2 separate regions of the Homo sapiens genome follow, and region 1 is linked to region 2. A link is a loop called in an ENCODE intact Hi-C map of the cell type or tissue named here. Cell type or tissue: dorsolateral prefrontal cortex. All regions are shown on one strand.

Evidence for each region. A loop is a pair of places that touch in the nucleus more often than their neighbours do. Peaks named below come from ENCODE experiments on the same cell type or tissue, not always from the same donor. Only the 100,000 strongest peaks of a DNase experiment are listed, where the experiment ranks them.
Region 1: a loop joins it to region 2, with 3.0 times the contacts of the local background. A loop is called at or near these places in 3 of 110 quality-filtered maps.

Annotation. Positions count from the first base shown.
Region 1 is chr7:139,992,798-139,997,797 of GRCh38, reverse strand. All of the region lies in intron 9 of TBXAS1 (thromboxane A synthase 1), which reads right to left. Among named protein-coding and RNA genes, the nearest start is that of PARP12, 68 kb to the left of the region's middle. In dorsolateral prefrontal cortex, a CTCF peak has its summit at 2,060; a DNase peak (open chromatin) is centred at 2,057; H3K27ac peaks cover 4,845 bases.
Region 2 is chr7:139,699,431-139,704,430 of GRCh38, reverse strand. All of the region lies in intron 2 of HIPK2 (homeodomain interacting protein kinase 2), which reads left to right. Among named protein-coding and RNA genes, the nearest start is that of HIPK2, 76 kb to the left of the region's middle. In dorsolateral prefrontal cortex, no CTCF peak of the experiment used is centred here; a DNase peak (open chromatin) is centred at 1,995; H3K27ac peaks cover 4,387 bases.

The sequences.
Region 1 (5,000 bases), 290 kb before region 2:
GGTTGTTCACACTGCCTAAAATTTTAACAGTGAATCAGTTGAAAAGCAGCCTGTTGACATCCTAGTTTCTTCTATTTACTCTAACTGCAGGCTCCTCCCCAGTTTCTTCTCCCTTCCTTGCTAATATTCTGAAATGTAACCACTATCTCTATTCCAGGAAAGGACTGAGAGAAAGAAATAGGGCATTGTTTTGGGAGCTGAGTTATTTATTCATATAGTGTGTGTGTATAGTGGGGGGAGGGGGAAATAGGAACAAATAAAACACATCTAATTACCTAATTTTTAAAAATTGCCCCAATTATCAGACACAAGCACTCAGCACTCATAAGCAAAAACGCATTCCAACATCAACTAGATTCGAGTCTTTGAATTATCTGCTGTTTGGTAATATTTAGGATTCTGTTTTTTCCATTAGTATGGAACATTCACAGCTGACTGTATATGATGTTGAAAGAAATAAGCCCCTAAGTAAGTGATAGTTAAATCACCTAGCCCACTTTCTCTGCACTGGGAAGTGAGTGGACCACATTTAATTTGCAGAGAAAATGCTTTTGTTCACTCACCCCACAGATCCTGGTTCCCTCTATTTACTCCGATTAGCAGAGTGTGTGGGGTGAGGGGCAGGGAAAGAGAGGGGATAAGATACGGTTCTGTGCCATATAGAACTTACTCTGTATTTGGGAAACCATTTATTTGTTCATTCACAGATTTATTTTTATGGTAATAGGGAGCCACTGAAGGTTTTTGATGAGTCAAGATAACATACTGAAAATGGCTTTGTGTGATCTGACAACGACATGTAGGATGGCTGAGGTAGAAAGAGTTGGGAAATAGGTCAATAAGACAGGAGGTTCTTGCAATAGTCCAGGCAAAAGTGAGGTGCTCCAATCACAAGGCCAGTAGTCAGAATGGGAAAAGGGGCTGAAAGAGAGAAGCCTTATCAGCAGTGGCTGTCTATCTTGGCTGTTCCCTATTGATGCTGGGGCCCATCCCAAAACATTTCCACTTAATCGGTCTGGATTGGGGTGCAGGAATTGGTATTGTTTTAGAAGTCCCCCAAGGGATTATCACATGCAGCCTGGATTTCAGAATCACTGTCATAAAGGAAGCTCTACCAGGGGAGGTGAGGGTGTTGGGATTTAACGGGTCAGGGAATGAAGAGAGATGAAAGGGATTCCCTGGTTTCATTCCTAAGTGGCTGAGAGAAACACAGAAAGAGGACCACATGGGTGGGGCAGCATCTTCCAGGGGAAGGAGATCAGCTTTTGCAGGATTTTGCTGGAGGCCCCCTCCACCACCCCACCTGGGTGAGACCGTGAGCAGCTTGGCGTAGAAGTGGGGAGATGGTATCGCACAGACGGGGATGAGTCCTCTGGGATAGGGGTAAGAAAAACAAGCACAGAGCCAAGCATTGAACCTTAATGCTTCCCAGGGGAAGGTGGCAGGGCAACTGGAAAGTAAGGGACCCTGGAAAACATCTCAGATCTCCTGGACAGTGCCTGGGAGATTCAAGACTAAGAGAGACCATTGATGGCTGGCACGGTGGCTCACGCCTGTAATCCCAGCACTTTGGGAGGCTGAGGTGGCAGGATTGCTTGAGGCCAGGAGATCGAGACCAGCCTGGACAACATAGTGAAACCCCATCTCTAAAAAAAAAAAAAAAATGCCAGACATGGTGGTGTGCACCTGTAATCCCAGCTACTCGGGAGGCCGAGGTGGAAGGATCACTTGAACCTAGGAGTTTGAGGCAGAGTGGACTATGATTGCCAGTAATAATAATGATAATAATGAAGAAGAAGACGCGCCATTATATTTGTCAACTGTGGCAGGGACAAGGCCAAAACCAAGTCAGTGGGGTCGCAGGATGAGTAGTTAGAGAGGGGATGAATGAGAGGGAGCGAGGGGAGACTGGCAGACTGCTTCTACCAGGCACACTGAAAGAATTTGGGAGAACAGAACAAACTGAAGGGAGGCAGGAGCGCATCATCACCCATCTGCAGGGTGAGCCCATGGCCAAGGAAAAGGCAGTGCTGTGCCATGCAGTTGTGGGGGTGGAGCCAGGCCCCATGGCATCAGTCCCAGAAAGAAAGATTCTGACTCCACGTGGGGCAGGATTTTCAAAGGACTACAACTTCACAATGCAATAGGCAAGCCCAGGTCCACCGGGGCTTTTCACACGAGGTTATGGAGCATCTGAAAAGGTCGCTGTGGGATATTCATAGGTCCCTCATCAACAGGAGAGCCACACGAGAGACCCCAAGGTGCCCTCCACCTCTGGACCGGTCTGATGCAGCATGGCCACGCCCCCACCCACCCAGGGACAGCCTCATGACCTTAGCAGATCCTGGTCACTCTGCCAGGCCAAATAAACGTGACGGGAAGGCGGAGAGCCATCAACTTGCCCTCCGCACACCCCTCCTGCATTTCCCATCCCTCATCTTCGTGTGCATCTTGTTGATGATTTGCTGTAGGAGTCAGAGAGCAGGTCACTAGCTGTTTGGGGAAATGGTAAACAAAGATAAGAGCTTTAAGCACTGGAATTTATTTTTTATCCACTGGCCTAAAAGCAACTGCATGTTAAATTTAGAAAGCTGGTGCCAGACCCCTCCCCGCCCCTCCTGCTTCCTGCTCCTCTTACCGCCCATGCTCAAAGCATGGTCTCAGCTGACTATAGAATACGAGATGTGTTTGTAAAGCCCAGGAGTCTTCAGAGGCTGCCTGCCTGGATGTTTATAAAAATGTCTCATCTGAGGGCCTGGGAGAAAGGGGCCGTTTCCTGCGCTCCCCAGCTCTGCTCACCATTCTAGCAGCAGCCATCTCTGCCCAAATATTTACCCAAACGTCCTCCCTGGTCAGGGCCCTGGGTGCATCAGTCCCCCACTGTCGTCAGGTGGGATGCCCGCAAGGGAGGGGGCAGCATTTTCAGCAGACCACCGATGGATTTATTAATAAGGCCTCCCTCACGCCTGGGAATCTATTATTGAACAGCTCTCTTTTCTCCGTGGGTTAAATCCCTTTGCTACCAACTCTAAGAACCTGCAGAAATCCTTCTATTGACCTGGAATTCTGTTGTATTGAATATTGTCTGAAATAAATGAGCCATTGTCTGGGCTCAGAATTTTCTGGGTAGAAAGAGATCTCCACTGTGATGTAATTTATTGCAGCAGGAGTTTTTTTTTTCTTTTTTTCCAGCTCATCCTGAATTCCCTATTGCCCACTCGGTCCATTTTCACAGTCCAGGATATAAGTGGGGAGGGCTAGGCCCAAGCTTAAAAAAAAAGCCTCCTTTGCCCAAGGATGATGTCCAGAGGCCTAAATGGTGACTGGTACCAGATTTTAAGGGCTACTGAGTAACTGAGGTCCATTTGTGTGGCCAGCTTAGAAGAAAAGAGATCAGACCAACACTCTCAGCTGGCATTGGGAGACCAGTCATAGGACAGTAAAAAGGGAAGAGCAGCTGGGCACAATGGCTCACGCCTGTAATCCCAGCACTTTGGGAGGCCAAGGCAGGCAGATCACTTGAGGTCAGGAGTTTGAGACCAGCCTGGCCAACATGGCGAAACCCCATCTCTACTAAAAATACAAAAAATTAGCCAAGTGTGGTGGCAGGTGCCTGTAATCCCAGCTACGCGGGAGGCTGAGGCAGGAGAACCACCTGAACCTGGGAGGCAGAGGTTGCAGTGAGCCCAGATCACGCCATTGCACTCCAGCCTGGGCAACAAGAGCAAAACTTCATCTCAAAAAAAATCAGCTGGGCATGGTTGTGCACACCTGTAATCCCAGCTACTTGGGAGGCTGGGGCAGGAGAATCACTTGAACCTGGGAGGCAAAGGCTGCAGTAAGCCACTGCCCTCCAGCCTGGGTGGCAGAGTGAGACTGTGTCTCAAAAAAAAAAAAAAAAAAAAGAAAGAAAGAAAAAGAAAAAGCAAAGCAAAGCAAACAAAGAGCAGTTCAACCCTCCCATTGGATGGATGAGGAACCACAGCCCAGAGAGGTGAAGTGACTTGCCTAAGCTGCACAGCAAAGGAGGGGGCAGAGGCAGCGTTAGACCTCAGGCCTTGGGATGCGGGTCCAGAGCTGTGCTCACTGCTACATTGCATTGGAGACAGAAGGGTTTAACCACAAAATCCAGGAGGAGAAACTAGGCATCCCATAGCTAGATGGGATTTTTAGTGTTCAATTGATAAGAAATTGTGGAGCATGCTTCTCGGGTCACACTGTGAGAATCTCAAGAAAGACAAGGCCTTGTGGAGAAGTGCGTCCATTCTAGGCCCAGGCAGCAGGGCCGCAGGGTCAGCAGGAGATGAACTTGAGCAGTAAGCTTTGGCATTTCTTAATACCCTGTATTCACTGATGGATACCTTGATTTCTCCGGCCTCAGGGACTTCGCTTACAATTGGGCAGTGTAGGCTTGCCCAATACAATTAGAATTTTTGATACATTGTGCAATGGACTGAATGTGTGAGTCCGGCCTCCCCAGGTTTATGTGTTGAAACCCTATTCCCCAACATGATCATATACTTGGAGACGGGGCCTCTGGAAGGTTATTAGGGTTAGATGAGGTCATGAGGGTAAGTGGGGACCTCGTGATGATATGACTTCCCATTTATGTATTTATTGAGACCGAGTCTCACTCTCTCCCAGGCTGGATCGGCTCACTGCAACCTCTGCCTCCCGGGTTCAAGCAATTCTCTTGCCTCAGCCTCCCAAGTAGCTGGGACTACAGGTGTGCGCTACCATGCCCAGCTAATGGTTTTTGTTGTTGTTTGTTTTTAATTTTTTTATTTTTAGTAGAGACGGGGTTTTTCCGTGTTAACCAGGCTGGTCTCAAACTCCTGATCTCAGGTAATCCACCCACCTCGGCCTCCCAAAGTGCTGGTATTATAGGCGTGAGCCACTGCACCAGGCCTAATTCCCTTTTTAAAAAGAGGAAGAGACACAAGATCCAGTCTTTCTGTTTCCTTTTAACTCTGAGAGGGAGATGCCTTCAGCGACTTCTC
Region 2 (5,000 bases):
ATAGTGTGGGTGTGGAGGGGGTGCATGTGTTGGGTGTGGTGTGTGTGGTGTGTTGGGTGTGTATGTTGGGTATAGTGTGTGTGGTGGGGTATGTATGTTGGGTATAGTGTGGGTGTGGAGGGGGTGTATGTGTTGGGTGTGGTGTGTGTTGGGTGTGTATGTTGGGTATAGTGTGGGTGTGGAGGGGTGCATGTGTTGGGTGTAGTGTGTGTTGGGTGTGGTGTGTGTGTTGGGTGTGTATGTTGGATATAGTGTGGGTGTGGAGGGGGTGTATGTGTTGGGTATGGTGTGTGTGTGTGGTGTGTGTGTGGTGTGTGTTGGGTGTGTATGTTGGGTATAGCGGGTGTGGAGGGGGTGCATGTGTTGGGTGTGTGTGTGTTGGGTGTGTATGTTGGATATAGTGTGGGTGTGGAGGGGGTATATGTTGGGTGTGGTGTGTGTTGGGTGTGGTTGTGTGTGTGGTGTGTGTTGGGGGTGTGTATGTTGGATATAGTGTGGGTGTGGAGGGGTTGTATGTGTTGGGTGTAGTATGTGTTGCGTGTGTGTGTGTGTGGTGGTGTTGGGTGTGTAGGTTGGGTATAGTGTGGGTGTGGGGGAGGTGTATGTGTTGGGTGTAGTGTGTGGGGTGTGGGGTGTGTGTGTGGTGTGTGTTGGGTGTAGTGTGTGGGTGTGTGTGTGTGTGGTGTGTGTCGGGTGTGTATGTTGGATATAGTGTGGGTGTGGAGGGGTGTATGTGTTGGGTGTGGTATGTGTTGGTTACATGTGCTGCTGTGTGTGTATCCAGTGGCAGCAGGTAGACTGGTGCATGGTGTTCTCTGTATTTAGAGCTCCTTCCTCGTCCTAATTCTCATGACTGGGGAAGTGTCATCCCCAGTCACAGCCTTATATATGTGGACGTTTGCCATAAAATTTATTTGGCCAGAACATGAGGGACAAACTGTTGGTGCCACTTCTTTGTCATCCTCTGACCTCCATGAAGGATTTCTCGTCCTCCTCTTTTTGTAAATTAGAACTTACATTGGCAAATAAAATGCACTAAGTACGAACCCCCAGAATATAAATAGATCTGGCACCAAGAGAGCCAGATGATGTCCGCACTTGTGAAAGTCAAACATTCACCCTGAGCAGCAGCGGGAGGTTTTAGGATGATGTGGCTGTTCTGTATTCTCAGTGTGGTGGTGGTCACACAAATCTATACATGGGCTAAAATTCATAGAACTTTCCGTTTTTAAAATATTTTCAAAATGATTTTAAATCTATTTACCCCTAATGACCTCTAGGGAAATTGTTGATAATATTAAACCCATAAGCCGTACCATGCCTAATTTTTCTTCCTGTTTTTGTTTTGTTGTGCTGTGTTTGGGTAAAAAAGATATGTTTGTTCATCCTGTCACAGGATGGCCAGGAGGGTAACCAGTCATTTCTGGAAACGGCCGGACAGGGGAACCTACGAAAACAACTCTGGGGCGTAAACAGCTGCTGATGGAGGAAGCATTGATAGCATGCAGTTTCTTTAGTTTATGTGCTGTTTTGTGTATGTGGCTCATCAACTTGTCCTCCAAAAGTTAAGGACTGACCACTAGAAACAGAGAAGTGACAAACTATTATGGCTGAAATAGCAGGACTTTGCAAGTCCAGAGAGAAGATGAAGGCTGAGTGGGGTTGTTGATCCAGCCTCCGTGTGCCCAGGGGTCCTCTGTGTGCCCAGGAGTCCTCCCCTTGCTTCTGACATGATTATTTACGCCCATGGCCTGCATGCCCATGCATGAGACATCATGGTTTTCCCTGTAATCGTTATCTCAAAACCAGCTTTCCCCTGTGGCAACCCTCCCTCCTGAGGGCATTTTCAAGCTTACTACAGAGAAGCAGCTGGCTTTGCAGGAAAGGTCTCCCCCCAGCCCCCAGGGAGAGAACTTCCTTTGTCCTGGATGTAATGGGGTACGTATCCTCATTCTAAGTGCTGGGCCTCGGCGAGGGTCCCTGTGCCTGGAGTGGTCCCAGCAGCTCGACCCGGGATATGCACCCCCGTGACTGGGCTGTGGCCCAAGGCCACATGCTGGGCTCAGAGCCAGGATGCTTCCCTGTCTCCACAGGGGCATTTGCTTATTTTTTTGGAGGAAATAAGAGGGTCGACAGCCTGTAAATGTCCTTCCACAGTGTCCTCTGCAGCTCAGAGCAGCCAGTGTAAGATGTGGGTTTTCAGGGCCACTCCTGGCAGCAAGAGGCCCCAATATTTGCAGAACTGAGCTTACGATCAGGCTGCCCAGCCTCTCCCGCCGCTGTCTCGTGCCCCGGCCTGCGCTGCTGGAGTCTGGAGCAGCACTGGGAGGGACTGCCCTTCCTTGCTCTCAAAAGACACCTCCTAAAGCGTGTTCTTCTTTCTCTGCTCCTCGTGTGCTCCCTGCTTGGCTCCCACGTCCAGATCCCTAACCTGGGATTAGAAGCTCTGGGATTCGAAGTCCTACTGGGTAGCCCCAGCCTGCCCCTCTGCCACTCTCTCCCGATGTGGCCTCTGCAGCAGCCTGACCTGCTCACCGTCCGTTCCAGTCTGCACGGTGCCTTTGGCATAAGGTGCCTTCCCTGCCTTCCCCCGCCTCCAGGCCTCCAAACCCAGTTCTGCCCCATTCCCCTTGTGAAACTCAAGTGCTACCTTTGCCATAACCAAAAGAGATTTATCCCTCCTCTAAATAATTTGCGTTTAGTATAATCCATCTTCTTATTCATTTATCCATTTGATCCCCAAAGAAATGATATATTTCTTAGGCCCTGGGTCTGGCTCTTAAACCCGGGGAGAGAACCAAGGCTGATTGTATCCACTGGTTGTACGGTGAACACGAATGGCCTGCCACCCTTGGCTTAGACTAGGGTAATGAGACAGAGAGACGTAGGTCTCAGCGTCCCGCCAGCTATGTGAGTTGGGCTAAGTCTCACCACCTCTCCGACATGACTTTGCCACAGCTCACTGGATGAGAGCCGACGTTCTAGGTGAGGGCTTTGGGAACAGGAAAGGTCTTGGTAAGTTTTAAGCCTCATGTCTAGCCTCACAGCCTCTTCACGTCCTGCAGTTAGCCGAGACTATAAATACATTACTATTTCTCACCGTGGCCTCTCTGTCCCTGGCTTTTCCCTGTTCTTCTCCTCCCGCTATCTGTTTGTGTTTCTAAGGTTCTCAGACTAATCCAGGTGGACACGTTGGAAGTAGATAGGGAATCTCCAGACACCACCCGACTTAGACACTGGGCACAAAGAGGAGAAATTCCAGCCTCTGGAGTGATGCCGGTTCACTGCTTTACCTTCCTCCATCGGGGCTGCCCTTGCAAGAAACGCATTCACGTGGCTCCCCACAGGACGCCATGCAGGTCCCAGTTAGTTTGGTGCTGGCGCTGACAGAAACAGAAAGATTGAAGATAGATTTTCTCTGAGAAATGTGCTATTTTTAAATTTTTCCGAACTGTTTCTCTTTCTATTGCATGTCAAGGTTTGTATAGAAAGGTCTGTCTTTTCTTTCTTCTCAGTGCTTGGCTTCGTAAAGTTTATTCTGCAAGTGATTTTGAATACCTACTATGTGCATGGCTCTGCAGAAGGAGGAGGCCGCTCTGGGTTTGAGGAATGTGCTGGGGCTTCTTTGGAGAGAGACCATCTCTTCTGGGCACACCCCGTTTGAGTGAGAGCATAGGAACAGGAAGGCCTCAGAAAAATGAGCCGCAGTGCTGCCTGCGAGACTCAGTCCCACATGGACCAAGAGGGGAATTCTGCTGAGAAAGCCTCACGAGAGAAATGAACTGAGGAGAGGAAATATCATTTATAGATTGACCAGAGTGGGAGGGTTAACTGTAAACGTGCAGATTTCAGAAAATACAGCGTGGATGTACACAAAGGAAATACCCATTTAAGAAGTTGGGTGCATGGCTCTCTATTTGAACTAAACATAAGAGTTTGTATTGAAGCAGGTCGTTGCTGATGATGGTGACTCACGTTTTCTGAGTATTTGCAGGAAAGGGCTTTTTGTGACCGTCATCATAGCTCTGAGGTAGCTCTTGCAGCCTTATTGTCCCCATCACGTAGGGCACTGTGTGGTCAGTGCGTGGCCTCAGGTCACCCACATGTTGGTGACCACTACAACGGTACAGCCTCTGTGTCCCACTCTGTCCAGATGATTCCTTGCAGAAAGCAGGCGTGTTGAGGGTCCCCAGGCTGTGGTGTGCACAGCAGGAAACCCCCAGCTCCTCTAGAAAGGCCTGGCCTCAGGCACCCTTGAAAACACGTCTGATTTCAGCAGTCTCACGTCAGCCCTCCCCTCCCCCCACCTCGCACAGGCAAGTGTCCTGCCCTCTAGAGAGCGCCACTGAGGATTTGTTTTCCTGTCCCATTGGGAACCTCATGCTTGGTTAGCACAGACGTCGTATATCTGCATCACTGCTCCATTCTGTCCGAGGCAATGATGATGCTGACACCACTGCACAGAGCAGCACTGCCCCTGCTCCAGAATTAATGATTCAGTGCCCCAGACAAAGGTGGCATAGTGTGCAGCCACAGGAAGCATGCATGTTTTCCAGGGTGTGCCTCCCGGGAGGGCACATCTGTGCATTCACTCCGCACACCCCTGGCGTGCGCAGATTGTGACCCAGTGCTGTGAGGGATTCAGACCTGGGGCAGCCTGGAATTGACCCTGAGAATGTCAATGGGAGGGATGCAGGTGACAGCCATGCCAGCTGGACAGCAGTCATCTCCTAAGATCACCAAAGGTGAAGGGTGAGGGGTTCTGCCATGGGAAAGGCCACCTTGTGCCTGGTGCAGAGGGACCTATGCCAGCTCCACCCTCCCCAGCTGCAGGCCCAGCCTTGCCTCCTGATAGCAGGGTGTACCTGAGGGGCTTACACTCTCCTGCTCCTTAGTGAGACTTCTCCTGGACAAAACGTAACTTCTTGCTGGGTTGGAGGCTGTGGATGGCAGGTACATGTGGCCTAAGCATGGTCCTCTTCCCCAGGTGATAAAGAGGA